Regions from separate parts of the Homo sapiens genome. Here region 1 is linked to region 2. The links are chromatin contacts, found by Hi-C in ENCODE. All regions are on one chromosome and are shown on one strand. The core of a region is the stretch at or near the end of the contact, and the rest is flanking DNA. Distances in the headings are between cores, read along the strand shown. Region 1 holds the start of SELENOK (selenoprotein K). Region 2 holds the start of ZNF197 (zinc finger protein 197).

Evidence for each region. A loop is a pair of places that touch in the nucleus more often than their neighbours do. Pooled maps may share reads with other maps.
Region 1: a pooled map shows a loop between it and region 2 (4-fold over the local background). The contact joins the promoter of SELENOK here to the promoter of ZNF197 in region 2. A Hi-C loop is called at or near these places in 3 of 50 pooled maps.

What each region holds. Positions count from the first base shown.
Region 1 is chr3:53,889,586-53,893,215 of GRCh38, reverse strand. SELENOK (selenoprotein K) reads left to right here and starts at 1,357. Exons shown (of 5, transcript NM_021237.5): 1 at 1,357-1,446. The coding sequence starts at 1,428. RefSeq lists enhancers at 1,079-1,378, 1,269-2,169.
Region 2 is chr3:44,623,416-44,627,141 of GRCh38, reverse strand. ZNF197 (zinc finger protein 197) reads right to left here and starts at 2,106. Exons shown (of 6, transcript NM_006991.5): 1 at 1,999-2,106. The region is part of intron 2 of ZNF660-ZNF197 (ZNF660-ZNF197 readthrough); the gene reads right to left. All of the region lies in intron 2 of ZKSCAN7-AS1 (ZKSCAN7 ZNF cluster antisense RNA 1), which reads left to right. ZNF197-AS1 (ZNF197 antisense RNA 1) reads left to right here and starts at 2,345. Exons shown (of 2, transcript NR_046658.1): 1 at 2,345-2,420. RefSeq lists an enhancer at 1,271-1,773 and a silencer at 1,753-2,102.

The DNA.
Region 1 (3,630 bases), core at 108-2,607, 9.3 Mb before region 2:
TCAAGAGGACAAGTCACCTTGGGCCTGCAGGCCATGACAAGGAACTGGATTTTAAGAGCAATAGGAAGTCACTAAATTTTAGTGTCCAAAAGGTTTTAGGCAAGGGAACGAGATGATCTCCGTTTTAAGATCGATCTTGCTACAGTTTGTAAAACTGCCTAAGGATGGTAAAAGACTGAACCTGAGATTTCATTTAGAAGGAAACTAGCGTAGAGCAGGTGAGAGATGATGGTGGCATGGTCTAGATTAAGAAAGGCCCTTGGGAAAATTAACGGCCCTGCCCTAATATTTTTGCAGAAATGATCCTTTATGATTGTGCTGCACAAATCCCAAATGAGGTGAAGGATGTTGTCTTGTCCTATTATGAACTTTTCTGGGGAAAATGCTCTCTCCAAAATCAACATAAAATTAGATCTTTGTCAGTTCTAAGTATTAGAACATAAAATCTTAACCAAAGTTGTTAAACTCAAAATAGATTTTCAGCATGTAATTTTCATTTTCTGGAAGGTGATTAGGAATCTTTCCAAAGAGATGACACATGGCTTGAGAACTGGGGGCGGGAAGTCAAAGGAAGCAGCCATTAGGTCTCCACGCTGAAAGAATAGCTAAGTGCAGAGGCCTTGAGAAGGGAATGAAATGGCCACGTTCAAGGAACAGAGGCAGCCCACTGGCTGTAGCAGAGTAAATATCCATGGTATGTGGTCCACATTTACTGAATGTCCAAGACATGTCTTCTAATTCGTCTGTCACCAAAGTGGTCATAAGCAGTCGCCATCAATAAGAAACAAGCAGAGAAAGGGCCTACAGTTCAATTTATTTTTCAGTTGCCTCACAAAAGGCTAAGAAAAACTTAGTTTCTGGTGAACCCAGGTAGACATGCTCATTTTAAAGAGAATGAATATATCTAGGAAGAGCCTGGCAGTATATTCCCAAAGGCGTGACAATAAAGTTCCTTAACGTGTAGTCAGCACCCTCAAACGTCAACACGTCTGGAAAATTCGGAAGCGTTTCCTCCTGTCAGCGGCCCTTCAAGCTACCTCATACAGGGCAGCCTCTCCTACCCAGACCCGGAGCCTATCAATCGACGAGAAAACAGCTTCCCCTCACTGGGCGGTGCGAACCAACTCTGCACGATCAAGTCGGATAGAGGACTGGCAACCGCGGGCACTACAGGGCAGTCCTTAACGTCATATCCGGTTGTCAGCTCGGCCGCCTCCGCCTAACCAGAAGTCGCAGATGTGACGATGCAAAAACGCCCGTCGGGGGCGCGTCTCTTTCAGCAGCCAATGGGCTCTGCCCACCTTCGTCCTCGTCAGCATTTTGTCTAATCGCGGCCTGTGACGCTCGAAGGGCGGGGAGCAGAGGGAGATACAGAAACCGACAGGGGCCAGGCGCCCGGTGGCTCCGAAGCGGGGAAGTGGGACAAGATGGTTTACATCTCGAACGGTAAGTTGAGAGCGGGCTGTGGCTTCGACCGGTGACTTGTAAGATCGGACTCCAGGTTCCTTTCATCGTCGCTCGCTGAGTCTTGAGCCCGGTGCGGCTTCCCCGGGCTTAGCGCCCCGCGGCCGGGCGGAGCTGGACCGAAGTCGCCTCGGCTTGCGGCGCGTCAGCCGATGGTCTCTGAGCCGGCAGTCGGGGGCCGAGGTCCCGCCGGCCTCACGTTGAGTACTGGGAGCCCTGCAACCCCGCCTTCGTGCAGCAAGCGCTTGATTGTGGATTTGCGAGGGTGGTCTTTCCTCTCTCGGGTGTCGGTATCCTTAAAACTAGTAAGGACAATGATGCCGACGCTGTACACGTAGCGCTTGTGCCCTGGACAGTGTTTCAGTTATTTGCTTATCGTCACATTCAATCCTGTTTTACGGGTGGAAACTCTGAGGCTCAGATAGATTAAATAGCTTGCCTGGGCTATTTAAGTCACAGAGGTAACTTAATGGCTGAGTCGGGATTCGATCACAGGTAGGCTGACGTCAGCGTCCTTGTTATCTGTTATGCTGCCTCTGTCTACAACGTGTAAAAAGACCGAGCCGACCTAGGATGATAATTAGATGAAAGCTTTGCATAGGCTTTTTCCCCAGGAAAGGGTAGCTAGTCAAACATGGAATTTTTTGCTCGAATTTCAAGGGGCATGGGAAGAAGTACTATCTTCCCCTAGGAGCAAGTTAATTATTACCGGAATGGAGAATCCGAGAGACTTAATTCTGCGAACCCACAAAGAAGATGACCGGAAAGGAAGGACATGACTGTGTCAGATCAGTGCTAGAGCTGCCTGCCCACCTGTTTGACTCAGGTGAAATTCTTTGGTACAGTCTTAACAAGGAGTTGTGGATCATTGGAACTAGGTCTTGGTTCTATTTGAGTCATCTGTTTTTCTCCAGAGACGAGTAAGGTAGTCAGTGAGGAGCCTTCTGGCTGACTGCACTTTTGCATTTCTTGACTTTTAAAAATCTCCCCTTCTCATCTCCCACTTAAAAATCTTTGAAACAAGTAGATTGATGGACACTACAGAAAAGCATCAAAATTTCATCTTAGTTTTGGGCGCTTTCAGACTTTAGTCTGTTTTATAGCCTGTTTTATAGCCTTTGTGATATAAGCTTAAGGCTGGAAGCTTCTGTATGAATTATTGAATAATTCCTTGTATTTGTTGTGTCTTACTGTGTTCGCATTATTTCATTTGGTCCACATAAGTAGCCGATTAGGACTCTTTATCGTACTTTAAAAGTTGAGAAACACAACTGCATTCAAACACCTTACTTCTCTCTGGGGATATTGGTGGAAGGGACATTCTGCCTTAAGAAAGGGAAAGTGGAAAAGCAAGATAGAATCACAGAGGAAGAAATGACAGGTTCCAATTAGATCCACCTTCTTAGGACTGTATTATCAGCACTTGACAAAATCTTTCTCTTGCTGTCAGATGACTTTTTTTTTTCCAAAAATCTTATGTGATGGCTAGCCCTGGAATACTTTTTGTTGGAGAAAGAAAATGTCACATCAGCCAACGAAGCAGAGCTAGTAAGAGGCAGAGAACTAAGCCTGTCACCCACCCTCTAAACTTTTGTAGCCCCTTGCTCTCAGTAGCACAGTGAGAGCTTAGATCCAAGTGGGTATCTGAAATTAAGCTGGTCAAGAAAAGAGGAAAAGTAAACCCTCATGGAGTGGGTAGAGGTGAGTGGGGTTAACTCTTGGGATAATGGAAAGGAGAGGTAGTTGACAGTTACTCTTCCCCGAAAATATTCTGACATCTTGATTTGCAAGGCTGAAATATAGTGTACCAACTTATGTTGTAGCTTCTATTAAAGTGGTTTGAAAAATAGATCCAGTTTTGCTTAAGATAAAGCTAGAGTCTATTAGAATTAAGAGTATGCTGTTATAGAAAACAGTAGTTATTTTAATGAAGAACAAGCCAAATTCTCTTTAGTACTTAGAGCATACACACTCTTTATAAGAATTTTATAAAAATAACTGATTCCAAAGACTTGTAAGAGTATGAATACGCAATCTTTTTATACAGGCAAGAGACTTTGCAAATGAAAAGAAATACTCAGCATGTTTAGGAATATGGAAGTGGTGTGAGCATTCCTTTATATTCACCCGTCCCATTTGTTTCTTCAAAGTACTTGAATAAAGAGG
Region 2 (3,726 bases), core at 857-3,356:
TCTTTCCAGTTATTTCTGCATATGTGTGTACATATATTGTTTTCTAGTTCCCTTTTTTTCACAAATGGTAGGACACCATGAATGACGTGGTACATTTTCCTCTTCTCAATAATATGTCTTAGAGATCTTTCCTGTCAATACACAGCCCCTCTCCGCATTTTTATGGATGCATAGATGTATCATAATTTATTCATGCCAGCACTGATGGAATGTTTGGGTAGTTTTCAATCATTTCTTATTACCAACAATATAATCATGAATAATCTTGGGCATACATCAGTTTGGATGTGTGTAGGCATATATAAGAAAAATTCCTTGAATCAGAATTGCTGAGTTAAAAGGTATATACATGTATAATTTTGATATTGCCAATTTGACCTCACTAGGATTGAACCAATTTATAATTTATACTCCCATCAGAAACAGCTGTATGGGAGTGCCTTTCCTCACTTTCACCAATATGTTTCTCAAAGTTTGTGCTCTTCGCCAAATTTTTGACTTGCATTTTGAACGAATTAATATAGAGTCATTTGTATATTTTTTAAAGTAACTATTCATATATTTTGCCCATGTTTCCATTGAGGTGTTGGGTCTTGTTAATTTGTACACACTTTTATCACAGGAAAATTAGTCCTTTGTTTACAATGGCAGCTGCAAATTTTTCTCAGTTTGTCAAGTGTCTTTGTGACTATATATGCCATGTGACTTTGCTTAAAGTGTTTTTTGCCATGCAGTCAATCTTTTACGACTTCTGGGTACTGTACCACAATTAGAAAGACCTTTTTCACTCTGAGCATGAAGAGAGTCTTAAGTGGTGTCAGGACTCTATTAGTGAGAAATGGTGGGGGTGGGAGGGCTGGATATCAAGAAAGGTCAGTTAGGTTTTTCTAATAGTCTAAACACATGACTTAAGTTCTAAACGAAGTAGGGATAAGGCAATTGAGAAAAACTTGGTAGTCCTTGGTAACTGATCTGGGGGTGATGGAAAGGAATTTTTAAAAAGAATTTTGAATAATTTTCAAATAACATAAAAATAACAAATTCTTAAACATACATTTTATTAGCTTCTCACAAAAGGTTTTCAAAGCAGAAGTTAAAAAAAACAAAAGGATCAGAGGAGCGAATCCACTCAAGGCCACTTAGCTAACTGAGACATGGGAGCAAATTCTGAATTCAGGGATTCTAATTCCAGAAGTCCAAAACAATTCCATCTACGAAGAAACTTATGAAACCCAAACAACCCAAACTGTTCTAAAACAACAGTTTCCAAACACCAGTCCACGACAAAGCTTTAATCTGGTAAGCTGCAAAAAGAGAAAACCAGTAACAATCGTCGCTGACAGGTTGGCAATGAGTGTGTGTGTGTGTGTGTGTGTGTGTGTGTGTGTGTGCGCGCGCGCGCGCAAAGGCCAGCATTTATTCTGAGTTTACGGTCTTAGTACTTTGTGTTAAAATGTATTGCCTGAAGTAATGTTGGTATGGGTGGTTTCAAGTTTGAGTTTTTCAAGTTTGATTTTTAAATACCATTATATTACAAAACTAAAAGACTAAAAAAGCTAAAATCGTTCCACCCCTTAAAACAAACAAACAAAAAAATCCGTCCTCAAGAGTCTGGGCGCCACCGGTAATAGGGAAACCTCAGAATGTTTCTGTGGATTAGCCTCAGACAAGACTGAGGAAGAGCAGAAAGGCCTGAGCTGGGGGAGCAGGCTACTGAGGCAGCTCTTCTCAAAGCGCCAGCAGAGTCCGTTAGACAGGAGCACCGGTCCACAAACACACACAGACTCGGAGCTGCTGTCCTCAGTACTTCCCTCGGGCCGGCTGCCTGCCCAGCCGAGGCCACGACGTCGAACCCCAACACGAAGCTGGCGACGGACCATGCCGGGGGTCAGGGCCCGGGAGAGGCTACCGAGGGCTGTGCAGTCCCAGCAAGCTCAGGCCCGCGTCCCGGGCCGCCTTCCCTGCACGCCCACCCGCCCCCGAGCCCACCCCGCTCACCGGGGGCTCCCGCTGCGGCTCCAGCCTTGCGTACCGCCGCCTCGGCGCCAGGCCGCTAGGAGATGACACAGGAACGAGCCCTTCCGGCAGCCGAGGCACAGAATAATGGCCGAGCCGAGAATACTGCGACTTCCGGTTGCACCCCGCCCCTCATCCCGGATCTCTAGGAAGCCACATCTCTATGGTTCGTTTCTTTTCCCAGAACTGGGGAAGAGAGGCGGAACTCCTGAGCCCTTGGGTACTAGTGTTCCTTACATCGAACAAGAACTGGCCGCTGTTTCAGACCGGAAGGGTGCAGAGATGAAAGACAGGACCCAGGGTCTCAGGATGCCTGTTGCCTCCTAAGAGAGTTGGACATTTCTATTTTGATTTGCATTTCAATTGAGGTTGATAGGGAGTGACCTTCACGTCTGAATGACCTGGTAGGTGACTTTTCTGGTCTCTTCTTGAACTTATGCAATTCTCACTATAAATAATAACATGACTTATAAATCACCCTCTTGTGAATTCGCTTACTGTGGTGTATCTCTTGCCCACATGATGACATATTGGAGCTATGATATTAAATAATAATCAAGTTGATGGTGCAAGGTAATGTGCAAATGGTAGGGACATCTCTCCCCTGAAAGAAGAGGTTATTCTAGCTGTCCATCGCCCTGGGTAAAGTCAGGTGTATATAAAGGAAACTGGCACTCTGATCCTCTCTTTGGTCTTCAGTCTCTTAAGTTTGGACTTCTGGAACTGACACCCCTATATGGGACTATGGCTGAAACAAGTCTCCAAAAGGGCAAAGGCCATGTCTGCATGGATCCCATGTATTTAGCACCTAGTACAAAGCTGAAGCCATATAGGTTGTAGATGAATGTTTATTCAATGAGCAAGGTTCATGTTATTCTGTTTATGTCTTTTTTTTTTTTTTGAGATGGAGTTTTGCTCTTGTTGCCCAGGCTGGAGTGCAGTGGCGCAATCTTGGCTCACTGCAATCTCCACCTCCCGGGTTCAAGCGATTCTTCTGCCTCAGCCTCCTGAGCAGCTGGGATTACAGGCACGTGCCACCATGCCTGGCTATTTTTTTTTTTTTTTTTTTTTTTTAGTAGAGACGGGGTTTCACAATGTTGGCCAGGCTGGTCTTGAACTCCTGACCTCAGGTGATCCACCCCCACCTTGGCCTTCTAAAGTGTTGGAATCACAGGCGTGAGCCACCGTGCCAGGCTTATTCTGTTTATTTCTTTATGTTCTCTCCTGGCATTCATTAAACAACATACTTAAACTTCAGCCTTGATTCATTCATTCATTCAACTACTGAGTACTTGCCATATGCCAAATACTGTTCTGGGCACTAGGGACATAGATAAAGAGGTAAAGTCTCTGTTCTCATGGGGCTTACATTTCTAGTGGGATAAACAGAAAACAAATATAAAAATGTGTCAGGTGGTGGTAAATGCTAAGAAATGTGAAAGCTGATCATAAGAATTGGGTCATTTTTGTCATACCTAATAAAAGAAAGTCGAGAAATTAGCTGGGGGAAGCACTCAGGGTACACAACATTGCTCCAGGAATGTTATTCTCTGTAAGCTTGACTGCTGAAACTGCTTATTATAAGCCAAAACCAGTTTTATCTATAGCTTCTGAGATAAGTTGCTGCAACTCTAGGACTAATTTTGCCCACCGCAGTTGCTCACCAACTGGAGCTTGTCAGCTCCCCACACCCTTACTACTGCCAATGAA